Linked DNA regions of Homo sapiens: region 2 is linked to region 1. Evidence: read pairs that join two places in POLR2A ChIA-PET (ENCODE). Cell type or tissue: Panc1. All regions are shown on one strand.

Region 1 (8,000 bases):
ACAGATGGCATTGGCTCAGCTCCCAGGGATCCCCAGTCCACAATGCAAGTCACCTAATCCCTAGTCTGCCATGCAAAGCAAAGGTGGAGCAGAGGGCAAGGGTGGGCAGTGAAGGGCACTATTCAAGGGTGCACCCATCAGGTGTGGGCGAGAGGTGTGTTCCCCAAGGAAGCTGCCTCATGCTAAGCACTCTCATGGGGACAGCATCTTCACACTATGCAGGGAGCTGCTGACAGGGCCCTAGACACCAGAGACCCTGCTAAGGATACTGATCCAAGGGAAAAGGCGTCAGTCAGGTTCATTGGCAGAAACATAAGCCATATGGAAGAAAAATGGGCTTGAAAGAAAAATGTAGAGCCAGTTCACTTCTGAAATGGAGAGCAAGGACTATCCAGCATGGGGAAAAAAGCAAGGGAATACACTCAGTTCTGTCTTCTGTCCAGTGCAGTAGAGTGATAAAGAGAGAATGACAGGAAAGGGAAGAGGAGGCAAGAGCTACCTGCAGGGACATGGGGATGGCTTGAGGGAGGCCACCCAGAATGCTTCTGGCCTGGCCCCTGCTCCCCTCTCTGTTGCGTCTTCCTTCCCCATACAATCCCCCTTTGCCCTTGCCTCAATGTTCATCTTTGTCCCCACTGTGGTCAGGCCTCTCTGCCTCTGGTTTAGCCCACCCCAGTTCCACTATGCCCCTGTGTGACAAAGGTCCATATGAACTAGCTGGACTTTGGGCACTATATACAGACGTAGGGGAAAGATGGAATTCAGTGCACAAGTCCTCTGGCTCAGGTCCATGATCACAAAGAAGATCATGTTTTAGCATCTCAGAGTTGCAAGGGATTTCAGCCTTCATCTAGTTGAAGCCTTCATCTTACAGATGAGAAGGCTGGAGCTCAAGGGCTCAGGGACTGCCCCAGATCCTCAGGTCCTGCTGGCACACTCTTCCTCACCACTGCAGAGCATTGGGATCTGTCTAGGGGCAGCTGTAACAGTGGGTATCATCTGCCCTTGCTTCTCAGCATGTCCTTGAACTGCTCTCTCTCTTTGTGGGGAAAGATGGCAGAGAGTCCTGGGTTCAAATCTGATCTCTGACAGTTACTTGCTGAGTGACCTTGAGCAAGACACTTGCCCTCTCGGAGCCCAAACCTCCTCACTCTAAAAAAGAGAACTTACCTTTACAATAGTGTGGTAAAGACCAGATGAAATAATGTTCATGGATAAGGCAGATGACATGGAGGGAAGAAGTGGAAGAAGATCCCTCTCAAAAAAGTTATCATGATGATTTTATTTATCTATTCACTGAATGACTGTTGACTAAACTCTAAACTGCTATGTGCTAGGCTCAGCAGTACATTAGACCTACAGAAATATCATTGTGAATTTACATTCCATTGGAGCAGACAGTTAACAAGTAAATCAGTAGATGCATATATAATCTGACACTCAGAGGTGAAAAGCGTTATGGAAAATGGGACAGAGAGAGGGAGAGAGATTGTAGGAAAGTGCCTGGTAAATTACCGGGCCCCATGTAATTGATTCCTCTTGTTGTATGTTGCCTGGCACTTAGTAGGTGCTCAAAAAATGCTAATTTCTTTCTCTTCTTGCCTATATTTCTTATTTCCATCTTCCCTACGTAACTCAATGCCCATTGCTACTCCCAGGCTTCCCACATCCCCTCTGAGGGCCTCACGGTTCTACCCGGCAATCCACCCTTCTATGCTGCATGCCTTCTCACGCTGTCTCTTGAAGATCCTGGGCCTGGCACTGAGCACTCAGGGACAGTAGGCCCTCTGCCATAGTAAGAAGTGTAGTAATGGCAGGAGGGACGGCAAGGAAGCAAATGCACACCGGGCAGTGCTGAGACATTCCTTTCGGTGTGAGGGCAGGTGCTTCCTTCCTGGGGCCTTGCCCATTCCCTGCCCTCTGGGGAGAGACACAGCTTTCAGTTAAGAAAATGGAAAGATTTTCTGAAAACACCACACCAGCGATCAAGGATCAATCCTCTCTTCCAAAGTTATTTGCAATAATGAAATATAACATCATTAATTTGTTTTACCCACCAGAGAGTATAAAAAAATTTCCCAAATATAAAGAAACCTCTGTGTGTGTGTGTGTGTGTGTGTGTGTATTTTAAAGACAAGGAAAGAAAATTTAAGCTGTACATCATTATTTTTTTTTTTTGAGACAGAGTTTCACTCTTGTTGCCCAGTCTGGAGTGCAATGGTGCGATCTCGGCTCACTGCAACCTCCATCTCCCAGGTTCAAGAGATTCTCCTGCCTCAGCCTCCCGAGTAGCTGGGATTACAGGCGTACACCACCACACCCAGCTAATTTTTGTATTTTTAGTACAGACAGTGTTTCACCATATTGGTCAGGCTAGTCTCAAACTCCTGGCCTCAGGTGATCTGTCCACCTTGGCCTCCCAAAGTGCTGGGATTACAGACGTGAGCCGCCACGCCTGGCTCATCGTATTTGTATATATATGTGCTCTGTCCCATTTTACTCTCTTGCTTAAGTATGGATAGCTCTCGGTGTGAGTTGCTTGTCTAGTCTGTTAAGAGTTCAGGTTAAAGCCAGGTGCAGTGGCTCACACCTATAATCCCCGCACTTTGGGAGGACGAGGTGGAAGGATCTTTGAGCCCAGGAGTTTGAGACCAGCCTGGGCTACATAGTGAGGCCCCATCTCTACAAAAAATAATAAAAAATTTAGCCAGGCATGGTGGCACGTGCCTGTAGTCCCCGTTGCTCAGGAGGAGGTGGGAGGATCGTTTGAGCCTGGGAGGTCAAGGCTACAGTGAGCCATGATAGTGCCACTGCACTCCAGCCTGGGTGACAGAGTGAACCACTGTCCCAAAAACAAACAAACAATAGTTCAAGTTAAGGAATGTCCTTGATTAGCTCCTGCTTGGGGTTTCAGAGGAATAGCTTACTTTGTCTGAGAAGAGCCTAAAGCAGCCTTCCTTCTATGGCAAAGCCTCCCTTTTACCTTTTTCTTCTTTTGGGGGCCCCCTCTAAGCTCTCTCTGAGGCAGGCCCTTAAAACTCATCTCTCAGCAAGGCTGGGTGCTGGCACTGGAGACTACATAGAGGTGATAAGACAGAGACTCCTAACTCAGTAAGCTCACAGGGAGACCTCCCACCTTGGAAAGACAAGGCCTTCTTTCAGGTTCAGCTCACACTTTCACTGCCAGTGTGACCTAGGCCTCAGTTTACCCATTTGTTAAATGAGGAGGCTGGCCTACATTAGCCTTCCTCCGGGTGTCAGTCATGTACAGTAGTCCCATATGATGCTCCAGGGACCATACTTTGGCCAGTAGGTTCGCAAGTCACTGACGCCTGTGGGAGCATCCTGGGAAGCCCACAGGCTGCATTGCACCCAGGTCAAAGCTGGGGCTGCTCACTCTAGCTGGAACACAGAGCCCTTTACTGCTGAGTGCCTGCAGGCAGCCTTCTGGGAAAAGCCAGCTGTGGATTTCTAAAGGACTTTCCCAGGCAAAGATGCCTGGGATAAGAGAAAAACAGGATGGTGAAAGCACCATCCCAGGGATGTGAGGGATGGAGCAGCCTCTCTGACCCGAGACCTGTGGTTGCATCCCTGCCTACACTGAGCTGCTCCAGCTGCATCAGGCCTGACTTTGCAGGCTGGTGGTTAAGTGGGTAGACGGGTCTGGACGCACAGCCACTTCTGGTCATCCACAGCGATGAGCAAGCGGGAGTTTCACTGCGGCTGCCTCTGACACCGTGCTTCATCCCAACCTTTCTCACAGCCTCCCTCAGTGTTTCCAAGATTCCCTGGGGTGAGTGAGACTCATGGTGAAGCTCAGACTCTACCATGGAGGGCAGGCCTGCCTCACCTGGGGGCCTCCCTGAAGGGGTCACAAGGAGGTCTGAGGGCAAATACATCTCCTTGGCTGGCTCCTAGAAATGAAAGAGGGGCAGGATGATCAGAGGAGTAGAATTTGACTTCCTGGTCCCTCCCTGTCCTCCCTCAAGAAAGAGGTGACAAATGAAGCATTCTTGGGGAAGGAGAGAAAGTCCACAGTGACTGAGGTCTGAGGGCAGGGCTGAGACAGTGGTGGTGGAGATGGCGACCTCAGCCCTCCACACGTGCAGTGTCAGGGCCTCGGAGCCCAGCTGGCAGGCCACAGGAGACAGCGGGAGGTCTGGCTGGAGTGGAGACTGAGTCATCTGGGACTGCAGGGTCCAACGGAGTCACGCCTGTGAGTGATGAGCACCTTGACTGAGGCCAACGTCACAGACGTGTCTGGGAAGTGAGTCAGGGACCCGCAGAGTAGGAGTCTCAACATTCCTGGGAACAGCTTCCTCTGACTGTCCTGCCGTGATATGTTTTCTCCCCTAAGTGGCCTCAAAGGGTTGCTGGCTTTGCCATTGACATTTCTACAGCAAAATGAGCTAGTGAGCACTGGAGTTCAAAGGACATGGTGCAACTTTCAAACCAAATTCTCGTGGGATTTCAGAGGCTGATTACCCTCCCCTCCCTCCCTCCCTCCCTCCTTTCTAGCATGTCGATATTCATCTGTCAAATATTTATCGAGCAGCCACTCCGTGCCAGGTACTGTGGACTGGAGTCATGGTGATGGATAAGACACATGCCTGTGCCTTCCTTCCAGTCCCTGTCTTCACACACCCTGTAGTCTGGGGCAGGGGGACACTAAACAATCACACAAATAATTGCCTGCAATTTGCTGTGAATGATGAATGCATAGTTCAGGGGGCTCTGAATGTATCTAACGGGGGTCCTGGCAGGATCTGGAGGGCCAGGGAGGACTTCCCTGAGGAAAGTCCCCGTAAGAAGGGCTGGGCACAGTGGTTCACACCTGTAATCCCAGCACTTCGGGAGGCTGAGGTGGGTGGATCACCTGAGGTCAAGAGTTCAAGACCAGCCTGACTAACATGGTGAAATCCCATTTCTACTAAAAATACAAAAAATTAGCCAGGCATGGTGGTGCATGCCTGTAATCCCAGCTACTCAGCAGGCTGAGGCAGGAGAATCGCTTGAACCTGGGAAATGGAAGTTGCAGTGAGCCAAAATCGCAGCATTAGACTCCAGCCTGGGCAACAAGAGTGAAAATTCATCTCAAAATAAATAAATAAATAAAGTCCATGTAAGAGGAGATTGAGAGGGTAGAAAGTTCACCAGGGAGGAGTATTTCAAGTAGAAGAAACAGAAGAAGCTGAGAGCTTTGGGACATTGACAGACAGCGTGGTTGGTGTGGTCCAGGAGAGGTGAGTAAAGCAAGAGGCAGGATTCAGATCAGGCAGGGCCTGGGAAGCCACTGTGAGGATTCAGAGCTTTCCCCTGAGAACAATTCTTAGGAAAGGGAGGGTGGAGAACTGGGTCCCCCGAGCCCCAGCAGGGAAGTTATGAGTTTCTGCTTGTGGAGCATTTGGGCTCTGATCCCCCAACTATCAGCCACAGCCCACACGGTGAAAGCTGGTGAGGCAGGGGAGGCTCAGGACCAGGAAGTCCCACGGTGGACCTGGATGGGAAGACACCAGAAGCCAGCGGTGGTGACAGTGGGCAGGTGCTTCAGTTTCCCTTACTGTACAGTGGGTAGAATCAGCCTTGGATCAGTGTGTTGAGAGTTTGTGAGGATGGACAAAGTAGCAGCTGGAGGAAAGCCTTGTGCTCTTTTAATGGCTAGCATGGCTCAGAAGGAGACTGCTGACTGCCTCCCTCCAAGCCAGCAAACCCTGGGATTACAGAAACACAGCAGCCCCTCCAGCATGAGGTGGCAACTTACCGAAGGAAACAGAAATATCCCAAGGAATTCAGCAAATAGCCTGCAGATAATTTTATGCAGTAGAAGGAGCTTGGGCTTTGGAGCCAGAAAGACTTGAATTTGTTCCCTGGATCTGTCACTAGCTGTGTGACCTCGGAAAAATCACTCTCTGAGCCTCATTTCCTCATCAATAACAAGAGGACAATTGCAACAATCTGTGCTTATTCAGTTGTTTTAAGGGTTAGAGATGGCATTTGTAAAATGTTCAGCACAGCGTGAGGCAATAATAGCTCCTCAATATTTGGTAGAAGTAGGTAAACATTCAAACCATTAGAGAGGTGGGTTTTCACCTGTGCTCAGAACAAGGCGAAAGCTGTCTGCCACCATTGCCCTTTAATAGTCCTTTATCCATTAACCTTCACTGCTAGGAAGTCCTGCCTCATGTCTAATCTGCATGCGTCTCTTCACATGGCAGCTGGAACCTACCTGGTCTTGATCTGCCCTAACAAGTGGAGCCTGACAACACCTGTGCATCACCAAAGAAAGGTGCCAAGCCCTGGTCACCCAGAGGGCCTCTCCCACTAGGTTCTACAGAGAAGCTCACAGAAGACATGGGATGTTGGTCCTACTGAAAAAGCAGGCAAGCTGGGGGAATACAATCATGTCAGGAATGCAGGCACAGACATCATCTTCTCTCATCACTGTCCACGGTCCGCACACCAAGACCTATCACTTTAGACACAAACCTTCCCAGGACCAGGACAAGAGAGATGAACTCTAAGGTAAGCAAGGGTCCAGGATGAGACTATGGGGTTTCTGGGTCTGTGAACACGCACACATACATACACGAATGTGGACACACATAAGAGCACATAACTATGTAAAATACACAGAGAAAGATGTTTAAGGGGACCCCACACCCAGAGATCCCCAGTCACTTGAGGAGATGGTGAGGTTGTTTAACTTTTTTATACCTCAGGTCTCTTGTCTGTAAGACAGGAATGATAATAACACAGGAACGTCGTAACGATTACATGTTAGGTACTTGGACAGTACCTAGCCCAGTGTGGGCTCCCGTTTTTGCTACTATGATTATTATTACAGCTGGACACTCTCTCAGGACACAGAAATCTAGAGATACAGATGCAAACACAAATACACCCAGACCCAGCACAATCAAATTCACAGGCATACACATACCCTGAATCTGACCACAGATACAGGTGCTCATCAAAGAGAAGCTGCGTCCAGCACCCTGCTGGTGGACAGTGTGGCAGAGCTCACATAGTTTGGTCTTGGTCCAATTAGGCTTGGTTCATTTCAGCCAGACCGCAGCAAAGAAAGTGAAATTGCTCTGCAAATTCAAATGAGCAGATTTTTGAGATGCCACATGGAGAGATGCCACGGAGAGAGGTAGAGGACCGAACCTAAGTTCAAAGCCTGTTTTTTAAGGGGTCAGATAGTCACTTTTAGGCTGCTTAATGGCCGGACCTGCGATGTAGCCAGGCCCCACACCACCTAATACACCTTCAGTGAAAAGTGTACTGCCCTGAGTGCCTGCCATGCAAGAGTCTAGAGATGGTCAAAGAGAGGAGACTGTGTTCCACATATGAGCTAATGCACCATCAGTCATGCTCAGAGTCAAGAGGCAAGAGATGCAGAATTCAGTGGGATCAGGAAAGTGGAGCAAGCACCGGAAAGCAAAGGGCCTTGAAGTACTCCAGGATTGTCATGAGATGGGGATCAGAGCTATAAAAATGTCTGGAGGATGCAGAACTATCCTCTGACATCCAACTTTATAACCCAACTTCTGGGTTATAAAAAGAGCAGAAACACGAGCACATATGTTCAGCCCTCTCTAAAGCATTATACCCACTTGTTAAGGGAGGCTGGAGGGCGAGTCAAGGATGGTGTGGATTTGGCCAGAGAGGGCTTTGTGGAAAGTGGATGTGGGTTAGAAAAAAATGCAGTGTTTGCATCTGGTCAACCTGAAAGTGATGAGGGTTATACCTTGGGGGAGGCCCTCTAGGAGATTTCTCTGAAATTCATCAAGAGATTTTCTGTGATCCCACACCAATTCTATTTAAGAGGAGGCTGTGAGTGACACTCAGAGAATGAGTAGTTATCATCTTTCCTTCCAGGATGAAGCTGCCGCATAACTCTGTGATTAACACACACTGACTCTGGACGTCAGGGGAGATTAAAGGAGGGATCAGATGCTTTTGAAGAGAAGGTGGCCATCTGGAAGGTGCAGGTGCAA
Region 2 (8,000 bases), 84 kb before region 1:
AGGTACAAGTGTCCAAGAAATTCCTTCACCTTGAGCTGACCACCTGCTCTTTTCTCCAGCTCATAGGCTCCACATGGGCTGACCTCTTGGCTGCCCCTGGATTGGGGGCCCTTCTGCTTGGTGTACCAAGCCCCCGAGAGGGTGCCTGTCACTCAAGGACTGCTGGAGGAAAGAAGGGCTCTCTGATCCCTAGAAGGAGGCCACCTCTGGTCCTGCGCAGCTGAGAGGGGCTCCACACAGATCCTCCTCCTCTAAATGTCTGTTTTCCTCCTGTGTGAACCAAAGGGCTCACTTGTTGTTTCTGCTGCTTTTAAAATTGTGAGTAGATATGTTTTTTGCCAGGGCAGCTTGCTCCAGGATCTCACAGGAACAGAGGGCATGGTGCCTACAGCAAAGCCAGTCTGCCGTGGGACTGCCGGCCTCTGCCTGCTGCTGAGTGGGGCAGGCAGGATGTGCAGAGGGGCTGGCCTGATCCCATGGTCCTGAAGACAGGACCAGCTTTGGGAGGAAGCTGAGTTTGTCTGCATGAAGGAGCTGCATTTGCACCTGCCGACCCCCTGCAGGTGAGTGTCCCAAGGTGCAGGGTGAAGGCTGTAGGTAGAAACTAGGTAACTGCCTTAGCATGCCGTAAGCAGCCCTCCCAGTGCCTGTATCTCGCCTGGTACACCTCTTCCTACAAGTACGACGACCCCGGTTGCACCCAGCTCCTCAGCAGCCGCCCACTACTGTCATGCTCTGAAGCCTGGTCCACAAGGCCCTTCTGATCTGACCCTGTCTCCTTCTCCACCTGAGTCCCAGCCCCCAGGAAATGCTCTGTTCCCCGACAGGGTTGTGTCAATCCATATCCTGTGCCTTTATACACACTGTTAGGGCTTCGTCTATCCCTCACATCCCAACAGTCTTCTGCAACTCCCCACAGCCCTGCACTTCCCCACCCACCCCCGCCTCACCACTAGGGAGTCTTACCTAAGGCTCTGGGTAGGCACCTCTTCCTCCTATGAGACGTCTGTGGACTCCCCTAAGCAAAGTGGAGCATGCCTGCTCTGCGCTACGACTGTGGCAGCCCCCATCACCTGCCTGTTGTCTTCTCTGCCACTATGACATTTCAGAGGAAAGGATCCATGTCTTCTCTGTTGTATCCCCAGGGATTGGCAGATGGAATTGCTCAATAAACATTCAACAAAGTATCTGTCTTAGTCAAGATTCCTTTGCTTACAAGTTTAAGCAAAAAGAAGTTTCTCTGGGAAAGTTCTCATAACTGCAGGAAGAGAAGGGTGTAGGTGGGCCTCAGAGACAGCTGGAACCAAGGACTGACACCGCACCAAAATTCACTTGCACCTTCTGCCCTCGCTCCAGTTCCTCCCCATGGTGAAAGACTTGACTATAAATGGCTCCAGCACTTTCTGGCTCCAAATCCACAGGGGAAATAAGCTACTTCTTTATATTCTCACACTGAAAAATTTCAGGGAAGAATGCTGACTGACCCAACTTGAGCCAATTACTCAACCTTGGACCAATCACTGTGAAGAGGGTATCCAGGAATATGGCATTTCCCATTCAAAGATCATGGTCAGAAAAGAGTGAGGAGTGGATCCTGGGAGATGGAGGATGCTGTTCTGGGCAGACAAAATGGAGTTAAACATTACAAGAAAGAATGATTAAGTAAATGAATGAGCCAAGAGCTACACATGTCCTTACAGATAATGGCACAATTTCCACAGTGTTTGCAAAGAATTCTCTCTGGTTCTTACTGTAGCCCTATGAATCCACATCTCACATATGAGGAAAGACGGTCAAAGTTACAAGTGAAAAAAATGCAGCCAGGATTCCACCCCCTGATGGCATATTAGATGTGTGTACTTGGAGTTTTTCCTCCCACAGAAGTGTGGGCAGCTAGACCTCTCCTGAGCAGTCACTGGAGAAGAGGGCAAGTGTTTATCTGTGAGGGAGGGAAAAGGGATTCTGTCAAGGGTTAGCTCTAAGCCCATTTCTGCACCAACTCTCATGTTGGGAAACCTTTTCTTGCCTCAGTCAGCATGAGAACATAACTGCTTCTTTGGGGATTTGAGACCATGCCATCTTTGCTTTAGTGTTAAACTGTGATTATTTTAGCTTGTATCTGGAGCCCTAAGGGCCCAGGACATGGAGGTCATTATCCAGAACCAGACACAGATGAGAGGCCCTTGACTTGGGACTTAGAGGGCAAATGGGCAGCTCAGTTTTCACTTCCTACTAGCTCTCTGACACACACACCAGGGAATTCACTGCTTTTTCCTGTGCCTTTATTCTAACACATGGCACTTGCTGCAGTGCCTCATAGTCAGGGGGCTAGACTTGCTTCTTAAGGTCAAGGCCTGAATCCGTTTATCTTATCCTCTCAGAACTTGAAGTCTATGGTAGATGGTTTGCAAAGATGGCTTCAATAACCCCTCCCATTCCTATGTGCATGCCCCTTTGCAACATAACTCTGCTACTTTTTCCTTGAAGAGGTCAAGTCTCTTTCCCTACCCCTTGAATTTGGGCTTGCCTGTGACTTGCTTTGACCACCAGAATGCAGCAGCCTAGTCCTCAAGAGGCGTTGCAGCTTTTGCTCTTGTCCTCTTAGCATCTGCCAATCTACATGTGAACATGCCTGGGCTAGCCTGATGGAGCATGACAAGCCACGTGGAGTAGACAAATACCATCCCAGTTGAGGCTCACCAGACCAACTCACTACAGCCAGCACCAAGTGTCAGACATGAATATGACCTTCTTGGACCTTCCCCCTCAGTCAAGCCACCAGAAGACTGCAGCCCCACTAATGAGCCCAGGGGAGACTAAGGAAAGAATCTCTCAGCTGAGCCTAGCCTTAATTGCTGACTTACAGAATTATGAGCAAATAAAATAGTTGTTTTCAGCAGCTAAGTTTTGAAGTGGTGTGTTACACAGTGATAGAAAATGGGTACAGGGTAGTTCTTAGTTGTAGTATGTTGAATTGCCTCTTCCCAAAAAATATGCTCAAGTCCTAACCCCTGATACCTGTGAATGTGACCTTATTTAGAAATAGGGTCTTTGCAGATGTAATCAAGTTAAGATGAGGTCATACAGGATGAGGGTGGGCCCTAAATCCAATGACTGATGTCTTTATAAGATTTGGATACAGAGACACAGAGGAGACACAGGGAAGAAGGCCATGTAATGACGAGGGTAGAGATTGAAGTGACTCAACGTATAAGCCAAGGAATACCAAGGACTGCCAGGAGCCATCAGAAGCCAGGAAGAATTCCCCCTTAGCATCTTCAGAGGGAGCATGGCCCTGTGAACACCTTGATTTCAGACTGCTAGCCTCCAGAACTGTGAGAGAATACATTCCTGCGTTAAGCCACCCAGTTTGTGACCATTTGTTATGGCAGCTCGAGAAAATTAATACACGAGTTCAGAATTTTGCTCAGAAAGTGCCAGCTGGCTGAATGGAGAAGCTGAGAAGTGGAGGATAATTAACTTGCCCTTTTGGCACCTCGCCCCTCCATTGACTTCAGTCACCATGCTGCTGGGTCACCACCTCCCAGGGCTCAGACACCTGCATCTTCTGCCCAGCCCTCGGGGGTCTGGCTCCAGGTCTGCACACACACACGAACCCGGGCACAGTGCTCAGGGCATTCTTTATGTATGCGTATATACACACTTTTTTTTCTGCACATAAAAATAGTTCGTGAAAATCTAAGTAAGCTTAGAAAATATAGCAAAGTAGGCCAGGCGTGGTGGCTCATGCCTGTAATCCCAGCACTTTGGGAGGCTGAGGTGGGTAGATTACTTGAGGCCAAGAGTTCAAGACCAGCCTGGCCAGCATGTCAAAACCCCATCTCTACTAAAAGTACAAAAATTAGCTGGGCATGGTGGCGGCCACCTGTAATCACAGCTACTTGGGAGACTGAGGCAAGAATCACTTGAACCTGGGAGGTGGGGGTTGCAGTGAGTCGAGATCATGCCACTGCACTCCAGCCTGGCGAGAGAGCGAGACTCTGTCTCAAGATATATACATTTATAGCAAAGTAAAAAGAAGAAAAAAAATACCCAAAACTTTATCGTCCAGTGATAACCACTGTCAACATTTCATTTTTTTTTTTTTTTTTTTTTTTTTTTTTTTGTGAGACGGAGATTTACTCTTGTTGTCCAGGCTGGAGTGCAATGGCGCGATCTCAGCTCACCGCATTCTCCGCCTCCCAGGTTCAAGCGATTCTCCTGCCTCAGCCTCCCGAGTCGCTGGGATTACAGGCATGTGTCACCACGCCCGGCTAATTTTGTATTTTTAGTAGAGACGGGGTTTCGCCGTGTTGCCCAGGCTGATCTCGAACTCCTGACCTCAGGTAATCCGCCCGCCTTGGCCTCCCAAAGTGCTGGGATTACATGCGTGAGCCACTGCACCTGGCAACATTTCATTTTTAAATTGTTATAGTCTTTTCATTTATACAAATATTGGTATATGATTTTTCAAAGCAAAAAATGGGATCATACTGTTGATCCCACTGTGCTGTTTTGTATCCTAGGTTTTTTACTTAATAATATGCAAAGGACATTTTTCTGTGTCAATAACTATGAATCTGTTTATTCAGCGCATATTAATTGAATACCCACTATGTGTAAAGCACTTTCCATAATACCAGGATTCAATCATGAATAAAGATAGTGCATTCACAGTCCCTGTCCACATCCTCATGAAGTTTATAGGCTCCCAGGAGGGGACACAGGCATCTAGCAAATAATTACACACATACCTTTTTGACTTTTTTCAATTTTGAGATGATTTCAGACTTACAGAAGAGTTGCAGAAATGATGCAGAGAGCTTCCACATACCCTTCACAAGGCTTCCCCGGAGATTAATATCTCACATAACTATACAGTATGACAATTATGAAAACTAAGAAATTAATATTGGCATAATGCCATTCAGCACAGACTTTCTTTTCTACTTTTTTTTTCCTGTTCTGGGATCTGATCCTGTGTCTCACTTTGAATTTGATTGTCGTGTTTCCTTAATCTCCTCCAATCTGTGACAGTTCCTCAGTCTTTCCTTGTCTTTCATGACCTTAAGGCTTTTCTGAGTACTGGGCAGTTGTTTTGTAGAATGCCCCTCAGTTTGGGTTTGTCTGATGTTTTCTCATGATTAGATTGAGGTTATGCCTTATTGGGATGGATACCACAGAAGTGACATGCCTTTCTCAGTGCATCCTATCAAGGGGTACAGGATGTCAACGCAACTTATTACTGGTGACGTTAACCTTGGTCACTTGGTTAAAGTGAAATCTGCTAGGTTTCTTCACTCTCAAGTTACTATTTTCCCCTTTGTAATTAATAAAAATTTGTTTTGGGGAAAATATTTTGAGACTATGTAAATATCATATTTCTTAAACTTTCACCCACTGAGTTTAATATCCATGGGTGGATCTTGCCTTCAGGGGCATCTGGTATTCTAATGGTGACTTTGTATTTCCTTCTGTATTCACTGAGTGGACTTCTTCTGTAACAGAGAGCTGTCACAGACACTTCTTTAGTGACAGTAGTGAAGAGTTTTACAAGGATGCAAGGAGAACCTGAAACAGGATGACCCAACTCACTATGTAGTAGTTGGGGAAATCTTCCCTGAAGAGGTGACATTAATGCTAATTTTTGAAAAATCAAAAGGACTCATCAGGGCACTGGGTTGGGGGTGAAGAGGAGAATGTTCCAGGCTCAGGGAAGAACATGCACAAGATCTCTACCCATAGCTGACAGATACTGACATGAAACTGCATGAGAGACAGGGTGGGTAGAAACCTTGGCCACCTGGAGGGACTTCCTCATCTGAAGGACGCAGCTGCTTCTTGCTCCAGCCAGAGTCATGTCAAGTGGAAATGAGGGTCTAGTGTTGCCAGAGTTTTTGATGTTCAAGAGAAGCTGGACATCTGGATTTTTTTCCCATAAAACTTCTCAATCTTCTTAATGTTCGCAAACAATCCCCTTCTCCTTCATAGCCAAACAAAACCTGTGAACTAATGTTTTTTTTACCTGTGCATGGCTGAACCACAATTTATTTATTTGTCTCCTGGGGCTGGACCTTGAAGTTATTTTCGATGGTTCCCTGTTATAAACAATTCTGAATGAACATCCTTGGACAGACAACCTGAACACCTTCTCTAGCTATGAAAATTTGCACCAGACAGCCACTTGTGGCCTCACAACTGCCAGACCCTGTGGCCTCTTCAGGCCCATCCTCTTTCCCTCTTCCTTCCCTACAGGTCTTCACATCCTGTTGGTGCCCCAGTTCTCCTTCTACTTTTCTAACTGTTCTTTTCAATTTCCTTCAATGTCTTAGTCAACTCCACCTATGGCTGCAATGGAATCCATATCACTTGTAAGGAGTCTATGAGGTGATCTGGGCTGTGGTCCCACAGAAGCTCACCTGGGCTGAGAGCACAGCTGGTTGGTCATGGGGGCATTTCAAGCCAAAGCCCTGGCCTGGCTGACTCTGCTGCTCTGTTTCCTGGAAGGGAAGGGCCTGAGGCTGGCTCAGCAAGCACACTGGTTGCTAAAAGACCAGCAAATACGTTCTTGCTGTATTCTGCCTTGCTCTGATAAGGCAGGTATGGAGGAGATGAAGAGCTAGAAGTCTGGTGCCAGAATCCAGAGAGGAGTTCCCACCACACAGGACAGAAGAACCAGGGATCCTCTTAGAGCTGGCAGGCAGGGCACCCAGCTCTCTGGCTGTGCCCAGCTTTCTTCCTATGGTGCCCTCTTGTGCCATGGCCTTTGTGTTGTGACTGGACTGTCCTTATTGTGGGCATAAACAGCCAGCCTGAAATGGGGTAGGGGGACAGAGGGTGAGAGGGAGGGCAACTTCCCTTGCCCCCAGGGCTTTTATTCAGGGAGAAAGAAAAGCTTTCTTTCCTGTTTGTCTTGAAGCACCCCTCATCTGTGTCCAGATAGCAGGTGAGGGTGGTGCCCAGCCAGCTGCTCCTGGGGAGCACCTTGTGCTCTTTGGGTCTTGGATTGACTCAAATGGTGCCTACTGGAAGAGACTGCCACATTTTTGAAGTTATGAATAAAAAGAAGCTATAACAGAGTCTGGCTGTCAGTGGACATCCTTCTAAAATAATTGTAAAAATAATAAAAGCATAAAACAATAATAAAAGTTAGCATAAAACAATAATGTCCCCATTTACTGAACACTTAGTCTATGCCAGGCATCATGCTAAGGGGTCGTCATTTATTATCTCATTTAATCCTCATGTCAGCCCCCAGAGTTTAGATTAATAACTGTGGTCTCAGGATGAGCTTAAGAAACCTGCTTAGAAGTTGCATTAAGATCATACCTGTCAACAAGGACAAGCTTGACTGCCACAGGGTCCACAGATCCCTACCCAGACCACAGCAGATAAGACCCTGCTTTCCACAAAATATCCACTCATCTGTCTTATGTTTGCTCATGGCAGTCCTAGATCATATGTCACCACCTGAGACCTTGGCATGTTTCCTTAGTCTGGGGGGACCTGTATGTGGAGAGAGGGCCCCACGTCCCCATAAGCTTCTGCCTCTTGGTCTGGAACCTAAAGTGAGACACCCTTGACTGTAGTGGAGCAAGCCACCCAATGCCCCCTCATTCAGCAAGGGCTTCATTCTAAGTTTGGGTTTTTTATAACCTCCCTTGACTCTCCAGTTTATGTGGATTATGCATACTTAGACATTTGTGATAATATGATGGTCACTATTCCTAGTGTGAACTCTTTGGAGGCCCATGAGATCCTGTGTTTTATAGATTGACTTTTTCATTCACTTGTTGAGGTTCACTGAGCACTCTCTGTGCCTGGCATTGCTAGAGGGAATGGGGACAATGTGGCGAGTGGGGCATATGCAGCCCTTCCTTCCTGGATCACATTCTTGTGGGAAAAATACTCAGTGAAATACTAGCAAAATGAAGTTAGTAACATATATGAAGGAGTATACTGTATGACTCAATGAGATTTATCCCAGGAATGCAAGGTTG

The links. ChIA-PET counts read pairs that join two places held together with the same protein. Peaks named below come from ENCODE experiments on the same cell type or tissue, not always from the same donor. Only the 100,000 strongest peaks of a DNase experiment are listed, where the experiment ranks them.
Region 2: POLR2A ChIA-PET joins it to region 1 with 15 read pairs; 4 of 35 experiments call an interaction of 5 or more read pairs at or near these places.

Annotation. Positions count from the first base shown.
Region 1 is chr3:134,423,352-134,431,351 of GRCh38, forward strand. No RefSeq gene overlaps it. Among named protein-coding and RNA genes, the nearest start is that of MIR4788, 10 kb to the right of the region's middle. RefSeq lists enhancers at 3,556-4,755, 3,880-4,625. In Panc1, no CTCF peak of the experiment used is centred here; a DNase peak (open chromatin) is centred at 4,270; H3K27ac peaks cover 397 bases.
Region 2 is chr3:134,338,945-134,346,944 of GRCh38, forward strand. No RefSeq gene overlaps it. Among named protein-coding and RNA genes, the nearest start is that of MIR6827, 25 kb to the right of the region's middle. RefSeq lists an enhancer at 1,760-2,959. In Panc1, no CTCF peak of the experiment used is centred here; no DNase peak of the experiment used is centred here; H3K27ac peaks cover 4,589 bases.